Regions from separate parts of the Homo sapiens genome. Here region 2 is linked to region 1. The links are chromatin loops, found by intact Hi-C in ENCODE. Cell type or tissue: chondrocyte. All regions are shown on one strand. Each heading gives the region's core, and the rest is flanking DNA. Links, peaks and the distances in the headings are about the cores only.

Evidence for each region. Hi-C counts contacts between places; a loop is a spot of excess contacts. Peaks named below come from ENCODE experiments on the same cell type or tissue, not always from the same donor. Only the 100,000 strongest peaks of a DNase experiment are listed, where the experiment ranks them.
Region 2: it touches region 1 in a loop (3-fold over the local background); 3 of 110 quality-filtered maps call a loop at or near these places.

Annotation. Positions count from the first base shown.
Region 1 is chr6:56,841,081-56,846,464 of GRCh38, reverse strand. The region is part of intron 4 of DST (dystonin); the gene reads left to right. It overlaps DST-AS1 (DST antisense RNA 1), which reads right to left and starts at 2,479. Exons shown (of 4, transcript NR_125866.1): 1 at 2,399-2,479. RefSeq lists silencers at 2,057-2,196, 2,537-2,736, 2,827-3,086 and enhancers at 2,170-3,037, 3,038-3,906. In chondrocyte, for the core only: CTCF peaks have their summits at 1,928 and 2,127; DNase peaks (open chromatin) are centred at 2,204 and 3,096.
Region 2 is chr6:56,540,434-56,545,817 of GRCh38, reverse strand. All of the region lies in intron 61 of DST (dystonin), which reads left to right. Among named protein-coding and RNA genes, the nearest start is that of COL21A1, 300 kb to the right of the region's middle. RefSeq lists enhancers at 2,738-3,157, 2,862-3,627. In chondrocyte, for the core only: a CTCF peak has its summit at 3,011; a DNase peak (open chromatin) is centred at 3,007.

The sequences.
Region 1 (5,384 bases), core at 246-5,245:
TTTGTCAGTGATAATGCTATTTTAAGAAAAGGATTTTTGTCCTATCCAAATTCTTCGAAGTTGGAATTGAAGGATCAAAGGAGAATCAGACTTTGAACTCAGGCAGACTTGGTTTTAATTCCTTCTCTGTCCATGACTAGTTGTGTTTACTTGGACAATTTACCAAACTTATCTTAGCCTCAGTTTCCTTATCAAAGGGTCATGGTTGTGGTGATTAAATATAATAGTGAATGCAAACAATTCTGCTACCTCCTTGGCACATCAAATGCTTTATAAATGATAGCTTACCCATGGCCAGATGTTCTTCTAAGCACTTAATATGGTATCCTATTTAGACCTCCCAAGAACCCCATGAAGTAGGTACTATGATTTTCTCCATTTTCAGTTCAGAATCTGCTGAGAAAGGAAGAAAAACTTTGCCAAGGTTGTAGTGTCAAGAAGTAGTAGAGCTAGGATCTGAATTCAGGCAGTCTTTACTCCAAAGTCCAAGCTATTTACTGCTACGCTTTTGCCTCTTCTCTATGGAATACACTATTATTATTAGCATATTGACCCAATGTTACCCTTCCAAGAATGCATGGGGTAAAGGCTGTTTTTAAAAACAATCCCAAATGTTGCTTCTGCTCATTTTGACTGGTTCCTTAAATGGATGATTAAAATTACTGTGTGCTGACTATATTCATAAAACTGGGTGCTACTGGGTGTCAGTCTCTGATGAAGGCTCAGACGTGCCTTCAATGACCTTACTCATTGTAAAGGAGACATTTTTGAGAGACCTATGTCTATACATGTGTGGTCTGTAAATGAATGACTTTCAGGGACTTAATTGCTAACCCTTTTATTTCAAGAAGGTGTCCCATATGATGCCTGGTTGTTACTTTATGAACTAATGTGCATACAAATGCATATCGAGCTGTAAGAAAACTCTAGTAACCTTAAAGACTTACTGGGACAGTGGTTCAAACTCAGATTATAAACCAGTGGTCAGGATAGAAAAAAGAGATGTGGTCTTGCTTTGTTTGGAGTAACAGAAGTAGGCCAATTGCTGAGGAGTGCTCCAGTTCTATCTCAAGTCAGTTTTTTTTTCCCACGAGTACACAATTTTTTCTTTCAAGAGGAACTCATCCCTATCTAAGCATTAATGGAAAATGGTCCATAGTTCACAACACCCAACGCTAACAAAGAAATAAAAAATCATGGAGGGCAAAAGGTCAGTATATGTGAAAGGAGGAAATAGGGAAGGAAGATTTAGACAAGACGTGAAGTTGACATAGGTCAGACTGTCAACAATCAGCTGATTTATCTAATAATAGCAGTAGCAATGAGGTATCATCCTGTCACTGTACTCCAGCCTGGATGACAGAGTGAGACCCCACCTCCTAAATAAAGTAGTAGGTGCAGCAGCTAATCCTTATATAACACCAGACATTATTCTAAACTTCATTTACTATACAACTTTATGAGTTAGGCACTACTATCGCTGTTTTACTGATGAAGAGAGTCTCAGAGAGGATAAGTAACTTGCCCATGTGACACAGTAAGGAGTGAAGATTCTATGTACAGCAGCCTGACTTCACTGTTTTTTTTTTTTTTGAGACGGAGTCTTGCTCTGTCGCCCAGGCTGGAATACGGTGGCGTGATCTCGGCTCACTGCAACCTCCACCTCCCGGGTTCAAGCAGTTCTCTGCCTCAACCTCCCGAGTAGCTGGGATTATAGGTACCCGCCACCACGCCCGGCTAAATTTTGTATTTTTAGTAGAGACGGGATTTCACCATTTTGGCCAGGCTGGTCTTGAACTCCTGACCTCGTGATCCACCCGCCTCGGCCTCCCAAAGTGCTGGGATTACAGGCGTGAGACACCGCGCCCGGCCAGTCATTACTCTTAAACACATCCATTTACATGCCTGGGTATCAGTTGGTTCCTCCAATGGACGCTTAAACTCACCCACTTTAGTATATGATACACATATATCTAATTTAAGGGAACTGTATCCATTTTACTCAGTTTAATGGATACTAGTACTATGTAGAATGAATAATAAGGAGAGAGCAGGAGGGAGGTGATAAATATGGGGCAGTTGTGAACCTATAGGCCCGCCGCGGAGCCCAGCAGCAGATGCGCCTGTGGGCTCTGGGGGGCAGAAGGGAGGGACCGCAGGCTGGTACTCGGCAGCCTCGCGGCGGCCGGGAGCTCAGGCGCAGGCGCGGCCCGGCTGTCAGGCGCTGATGCGCGGGGCCACCTGCAGAGGCCTCCTCACCCTGTCCCCGGGATGTCCCCTAGACGCGGACCCCCGTGCCCTCCTTGCCCTGTGCTGTCACAGAGTGACCTGAATCCTCCCACGCCAAAAAGATGGGTGGAAGAAAGTATTTCCAACCCTCCCCCCGATCATCCCTTACCCAGGGAGAGCCGCTGGCCCCTCAGCAGGGGGCTGCGCACAGCGGTGGAGCGATCTGCGGCTTTGTTTCTCAGGCACCTGTTGTGGATCCCAAATAGAAACGTCGCCCTTGGGGATCCGGGACCGGGCAGCCAGTGTCCGGGGGTGGGCGTGCTTGGCCGCACGGTCCACCAGGGTGGGCGGGCCTGGGGAGGGGGCCTGGGGCGCGTGGCTCTGCCTGGGAGGGAGGGGCCGAGAGGCGCCGGGGCCGGAGCTGAGCCAGCCGGGGCGCTGACCGCCGCGCTCGCCCCCTCCCTTCCGCCCTCCGCCCTCCACCCTCCACCCTCCACCCTCCACTCTCCACCCTCCACCCTCCACCCTCCTCCCTCCCTCTCTCCCCGGCGCGGGCGAGTGTCTGCGGCGCGGCGGCCAGGAAATGCCGCAGATGCGCCGCGCAGCATCCCCGGTGAAGGCAGCGCGCCGGTCCTCCCGCACCGCTGCCGCGGCCTCGGCCCGGCCCGAAGCACGCGCCTCGTGCAGGGCCAGCAGAGCGGTCAGCGCGGCCGCAGAGGGTCCGGGCGCCCGCCGGCCCCCGCCCGCCCTCGCCGCACGCCCCGCTCCTCCGCTTGGCGTGGCGCTGCTCGTCGCCGCCCCTGGGCTCGCTGAGATTTGCCGCTGCTGAAACCCGAGAGGGACTCGGGCTCCCGGAGCCGGGCGGCCCACCATCGGCCTGCCCGGAGGCCTGGGCGTTTCCTTTGCCGGCCCTGGCGCCGGCAGCCCCCTGCGCCCCCGCTCTGCGTCTTCGGCTTCCGTGCTTCTCCCCAGCGTGCTGCTCCTTCCTCTTTTCCAGTTCCCAAGGCTGTGTCTTGCTGACTGCGATACTGTCCGGGGGTTACGAGGGGGAGAGGGGAATTTGTCAGTCATCGCTTAGATAAACTTCGGCATGGCGGGTTACCTCTCCCCTGCTGCTTACCTGTACGTGGAGGAGCAGGAGTATCTCCAGGCCTACGAGGATGTCCTGGAGAGGTACAAAGGTATGTGGTCCCTGCCCTGGGGCTGCGGAGCTTGGCACTGATCAGAGAGGCAACCGCTGCCTTTCCTTAATCAGAGCCACCACTCCTTGGGCACGAGTAAACAGGTGTCTGGACCAGTCTTGGGAATGGACCAGGTCTTTTTGCACGGGATTTAGTACCCCCAGCGCAGGGAGGATGGTGGGGTGGGCGACAGTCCGGAGACGCCCTTAGATGAGCGGTAGAGAGGGGGGAAGGGGGTTGTTTCCAAGAAGCACATTGCGTTTTCTCTCCCTTGTAAAAGCTCTTAAGCACTACGCGTAATCATAATTCTTCCTGGGAGGGTGGATACCGATTATTCTCTATGGGATTACTAAGGCATTGCTGCTGCTGCTTGGCTAGGGTATTGGTTAGCCCTGTAGAAAAGGTTCAGCATCACTAGATCATTTTCCTTAAAATGATCTTTCTTATTTGATAAAGTTTGTGACTATATACTTACTCTGATATATTGTAAAAATTATTTTATAGCGTGATGGATAAAAGACTTTAGTGAGTTTGTTGTAAATTTAAATGTAAAGAATGTATTTTGAGATTTTTTTCTGCCCATCCTTTATGTTCAGGAAATTCTATGCCAATCTGATATTTATGTTTTAGTATAATGTTTACTTGGACTTCATAGTTGAATATAATGATGAAATACAAATTGCAGCTGTCCATTTTTTAAGTGTTTTTGTGTCTGGAAATGTATTTTTAAGTGTGTGTATACCATCTTTTTATTGTGGCTCCCAAAACACTCCGAACTCAAGAGCAGCTCACAGAGGTTTAAAGTATTTATAGTGAATAGTGACCCATTTCATAGGTAGGATTCAGATGGTTTTATATCTTTTGAATATTTGCTTTGGGTTTGGTAACTCAATGTCAGTAATTTCAGTGGTATTATATGGTTAATGATGCATGTAGTTTTTCTATTAGTAGAAAGTAGAAATAAAAAAAAATTGAACTAAACAATAAAATTCCAAAGCCCCAAAAAGCCCAAATACACTCACAATTGTTTTCTCTCTTTGTAGGATATGTTTTATAACCGAAATTCTTGCAATCCTTGTAGAATTTTGTAAACAGTACAATGAGAATTCCTTTGTGCCAAGACTCTTATTGTGTATAATACTGCCACTGAGCAAGTGCAGTGATATTTTAGGCTAAAGCACATTTGTGACATTTGTGTGTGTGTGTGTGTGTATGTGGGTGGGTGGGTAATATACTCATGTTTACCTGCATCACTCCATTTTAAAGTAAGGTTTGTAATTAGTTGTTTCCAGAGCTTTGAAAAGGAGAAATATTGCAATATAGACCAACAAACCTTATTGAAGAAATACATCTGTGCTCTATACAGTCAGAAATAAAAAAATCTGAAAGTTCTAAAGTAGATACATTTTATACTTTTGAAAAAAATTATAGCTGAATGAATTTTTGTCACATGAAGTTTTACTTAAGTGACACGTGGGTGATTTCAGGTGACTGAAAACGAGTGCTTATTTGACTTTGTCTAAAAGAAGTAGGCATTGTTTAAAAGCTTGTCTTTGCCTTTGGAAATAAAAGGAAATTAAAGATCTGAAGGCCAGTGTACAACAATCAGTATTGCCCTTAAACAGATACATTTTCAAACATATTGTTCAGACGTCACTGAAAAAATGATGGGAGTTTTCCTCATTTTTACTTAAGGTTTTTAAAATGCTTAGTTCATCAATTTGTACTTGGGCTTTATAGCTGTGCTATGTTTCATTTAGTCATGGAAAGGAAAGTAAGAGTATTGGGCAGTGTATTCCATGAAAAGCTGGAGACCTGGAAAACTCATTGTTTCCCGATGTGTTTTGAAGCCAGTTATGATTTCCCATCAGTATCCAGTATGATGACTTCACTACACTGCTTATTATCCTGGTGACTTGCTGTGGGGACTGATCTAATCAGAAAAGAATTGTAGGCTTTGAATAGGGAGTGTCA
Region 2 (5,384 bases), core at 233-5,232, 300 kb after region 1:
TATCAGGCCAAGAGTTATTCATTGATAATAGTGCGTTTACTTACATAGACATTTTTCACTTACTGCACATTGAACTTAATACCTCCAATCCTTCAACCCTAAAACCTCCATGTTTCAGCTGATAAAATTGCTCTTTTCTATGAGTAAATAATGTGTAAATAATAATCATAAATGTGAATGATAAAACTTTTCTATGATGTACATTGTTGCACTTAGTGGGAAGACTTTTCAGGGACTTTCCTTTTAAAAGATTTAATTAAACTTTAGGAATATAAAATGAGAAAATATTACTGTTTTGCTTATAATTCAATTAGTAGTTGTGTACTTTTCTGAAATCATCTGCTTTAGTAGATAGTTTAGCTGGATTATATCTAGTAGGCTACAAAAAGTAAGTAAAGCTACATTTTGAAAACAGCATTATGATTTCTGTATTATGAAATAATAGTGTTGGCTATTTTTCAGGAAAACTTTACGTACCTTATTATGTATTTCTCTCATTGTGAAAATGTGAGGGGGCTGGGCACAGTGGGTCATGCCTGTAATCCCAGCACTTTGGGAGACTGAGGCAGGAGGACTGCTTGAGCCCAGGTGTTCAAAACCATCCTGGGCAACAGAGTGAGACCCCATCTCCACAAAAAATTTTTAAAATTAGCCAGGTGTAGTGGTGCGCATCTGTACTTGGGAGGCTGAGACAGGAGGATCACATGAGCCCGAGAGGTCAAGGCTGCAGTGAGCTGTGATCATGCCACTGCATTTCAGCCTGGGTGACAGAGCAAGACCCTGTCTCAGAAAAAAAGAAAATGTGATGGATCTAGATATCATGATTAATATTTAACATGGTTTAATATATCTTGATTTTATTAACATTAGAGGCTATAACATTTATAGTAGCTGTCTAAACCAAATTTTTGGGGAAAAATAAACCAGTCCGGTTCTGCTCTATATATGAGCTCTTACATGTCATCCAGGTAAGACTTTGGAATGTGATTTCAAGTAACAAAGATATATGTAAATTATTGTGACAAATTTTAATAGCACAAATCTTAATGTGAATCAATATAAAAATCAGTTCAATAAAAAAGGAATTTAGTTATTAAATAAGTGGTGTATACTTGAACTCAATTAACTAGGGAATATTTTCCCATAGCACTGTTTACTTCCGAACTGTGTCATGGCCATTTTCTCATTCACATTCCCATTCTAGTGTAAGTGGTGTAAGGACAGTGGTGGCTATGTCTTTACAACATCATTTTTCCAGTGCTTACATGTTGTTTGGCAGACAGTGAGTGCTATTTTTTTGAATCATTTAATTTATGAATGAATTATTTGTGCAGTTTTAAAAATGTACTACCCACCTCAAATGTGAGGTTATATGTTGCTCCTCTTAGCTTTTCATAAGCCTAGAATAATATTGTGCTAATGATTCAGAGTTAGAGTCTAAGGTGAACTGAATTAGAGCCATTCTTTATTATGAAAAGTTCTGTAAGGATCTTAGAGTGTTTAGAGAAAGGCACTCAGAGATCTCAAGGAAACTTTATTATTCATATTGCCATGAATAAGTAGTTTTCTAAGCTTACATATCAAGAGAGCGGCAGCTGGGAGTAAGACTCTTGGCCTCTACTATTTCCCAGTCTAGTGCCCAATCCACTGTTCAAGCGTGGTAAGTATGAGACCATTTTTCTTTCTCTTATCAGTGCCTTATTACAGCCTGTGTGCTTGAACACCACAGAATCAGGTGCTTGTTGAAATATTTCACGTCTTGAACATGAAAAATTGGCATTGATATTGTGATGTGGATGGATATTTTTAAATCTCTTTTTCTTTATAGATAGTCATATATCTAGTCAACTTAATGATGGCCACATACTGAGTTGCATCTAATAATCTAATAATTGTTGAATGGATGAGTTACCGATAGAGTTTTCATTATGAAAAGATTTTTTTAAAAAAGATTCAACTCTTAGATTTATCGAATGAATATTGAGATAACGTTTTCTCATTAAAGGCACAAAAGTTTCCTCCCACATCTTTTCTGTAAAATTAACAAAGAAAGTATAAAGTTGTTTTTACTAGAACTGCCTTCTTCATTTGGAGTTAGCACAGTTTTGTTCATGTTCAAATGATTATTTTATGAGATTGAAGAAAGACCGCTTCATTTGTAACTGACACTCTGACGATGTTTCTTATTTTGTAAAATAGAGAATGTTTAGATTTTATTTAAATAAAACTATTAAATTTCCTACAAAGACTAAGAGTTGGCTTGCTGAATTTATTTTCAAACAGTATTTTTAGAAGGGTGTTCAGTAGATAAAAATCTGTGGAGGTGATTTTGTTTATTAAATATCTGGAGTCAGTGAGTACCACTCTTGGGCCTTGTGTTAACCTCAAGAGTACTGTATGGTTATTAGTAACTACTAATATTCATGTCAGCAGTGCTGAGAGCCCCTCACTGGTAGGAATACTTTACTCTGGAGAACAGTTAGATTTGAACTTGGGCTTCAAAAGGGAACGGCAAAACACTCTCGACTTCAAAGTGATCTGCACTTTGCATCGCAGATACTGCTGAAGCATCAGATTCTTCAGTGTAAAAGTGCGGTTTCAACTGAAGGATAGGGACCTATGTAGCCCCCCTTTTCCCATTTAGTATTCAAATGAGTGCGGTCTCTGGACCTTCACAAAATAATTTCTTCGCGGATCTCCCGGTGCCAGGTTCTGCCTCCGCAAGCCCTACGGATCCCCTCCCATTTTGAAGTAGTCGGCGGGGTTTCCGCGGTGTTTGAACCTGAGCTGTCCCTCTCCCCAGTGGCCGGACTCGGCCTGCTTTGCGCTGATGTCACCACAAGCTGTTACATTGCAGCCTCTCGGCTTCGAGGTACCTCCCACTGAAACCGCTCGCCGACTCCCGGGAAGAAGCGAAAGATGACTGCGAAGTTAAGTCACGGGAGGGCGTAGCACCGAAGTGGTAGAGAGCTGCGGCTCCGGAACGCCCGGCAGGCCCAGAGACGCAGCAGATGGTGCCTGAAGAGAGAGGGCGTTGCTGCAAGCGCCCTGGCTGGAGAGCATGCCTGCCCGGCACCGTGCTGCCCTGAGGAGCCGCGGACAGCCCCGGAGCTCCCTTCCGGAGTTCTTTCTGCTGCCTCCACCGCCACCGTCTCTCTCTAGCCCCAGCTGAAATGAAGGCCATACCGCGGCCACAGAACTTGGTTCAGTTTCAAAGGCTAATGTAGTCCCTGGGTTTTCTGCTCAATGTGAATTACGCTGCCTGTGCCTTAGAGGAAGCCGCGGAGCTCTTCGTTGCTGCAATTGCCTCAGGTGGAATAAGCCTTCCTAAGGAGGACCAGATAAGAATCTTTGGAAATGGCTTTTTTTTTTTTTTTTTTTTTTTTTTTAAAGAAGCTTAGTAGTACACCATGCTTTCTGTTTACTTTAAACGGTTGCTGGATTGTACTGCCCTGGGTGTCTAAAAGTCTGGTGTTTTTTTCTTTCTTCCTTTGAGTAGTTCTGAATAGCATTGAAGAAGCTTAAAACAGGAAGAAAACCTGCCTTTTCAATCAAGTTTATTTATAGCTACTCCCCCCTCCAAAAAAAAAAAGTAAAAGAAAAATGTAACTTTCTCATAACGTTAGACTTAACTTATTTTTCTCTGAAGATTTGTTCTGTGCCTTGATGTGAACAATACCAGGTCCCTGTGTTTGTCTTTTAAATTTCTGGAGCATGGTTTATTTACCAGAATGGTGGAGTTCTGCAAGCCATCTTTAAGTGGATTACAGTTAACCAGAGCTCTGCCGAAATTAACATTCAGGCTGTTAAAATGCTTGCTCATTTGGAAATTTTAATCTGGAAATATCAGACTAAAAAGGGAAATGGACTGACAATGGAATGTTCTGAGTGTTTGAGCCACTGTTAAGTGTGTGTTTGTTTATTTTCTGTGTTTTGGAGTGTGTGAACGGGGACTTTGGGAGCTGGGAAAGGTGGACAAAGGAGATTTTTGTTCTCTGTTATTGATGCACTTTATTGTTTAGAATCATCCTAAAATCAACCAGGTAAAAGGATAGTTGCATTTATACTGATGCACTGCTGATGACCTTAAACACCTCATGTATTATGAAATATATTATTTGAGCATGTGTCTTTATGCTAAAGACACTCCATAGCTCTGTTCAGAAGTATACTTTTTTGGAAGATGCTTTATCTTATTTCTTATCTGTGTCAAGAGCTGCAATATTTGTTTTAACTATCTGCAAAATGGGGAAGCCACTCAGCAGACCAGACTGTTTACGTCAGAATCCCCCATGTGTAGGGAAGGGTGAAGAAGAGGAGGACCTAAATATCGAAGACTGTTACGTCCCACAGCGGTCAATCTATGATACTGTTAGACTAAATGAACAGATAGACTCTGGTTCAAAAGGTAGTCTATCTTCCAGGCATTTTACAGATCGAACTTTACCCTACAGTCACAGAACACTGGATGTTAGTTCTTTATGCTCTAATGGTGCCCTTACTTCTTCCAGTGTATTTGAGCTGAGAGGTCGGGAAGCTAACAAACTAGATGAAAAGATGATCTTTGATGCACTCAAACTAAATAGTGATATCATTCGAACCACAGGATTACCTAAAGCCAAATCTCATGCGGAAAAGAAAGAGCATAGACGGTCATGGCGAATGTTTGTCCCGGCCAATTTTATGGATTATGCAAACAAAAGTGAAAGCTCTTTTGTTGAACCTGCTGATATGTCAGATGCTGTTACCAAGGCCAGCAAGTGCAGATGGGGTACTAATTCTCTCACTTCGGAGGAGGATGACTCTGGTTTATGTAGCCCTCCAGCAGAGAGGGAAGAAAAACAGGGCATTTTAACTGGAGACCAGTCACGAATTAAAAGTTTGTCTTCTACTGAAGATATTCTTGTAACAGACCAATACAGACCATTTTTTTCTGTTAATTCCATTAGCGAACAGAAAATCCCACTGCTTTCATGTCAAAGTGCCCACCCTGATGAAAATTTCAAAATGATTTTACATGATGTTTCTCCACTAGAGGAAGCAAAACATGTAAATGGTCAAAGGGAAATCCACGATGAAAATTGTTGCCTGCAGAATAATTTGAAAGAGAGCCCTGTGAAGTGTGACCCATTAATTATGCCAAGAAATAGAGAAAATGAGCATATTTTTAACCTTGGAGAAGAGGACGAAACATACGGACCTGGAGAATCCCAAATCACAGCACAAAGTAGGGAACTCTTGAAGGATTCCCCTCAAGATTTAGATCTCTCTCACACAGATCTAGGGGAGAGTGATGTAGATTGTGGTAGCACCAGCTTAGTAGAAAATGTGACACTTTTGACACAATATGATTCAGGAGAATGCAACATTGCATCTAAAGAGGA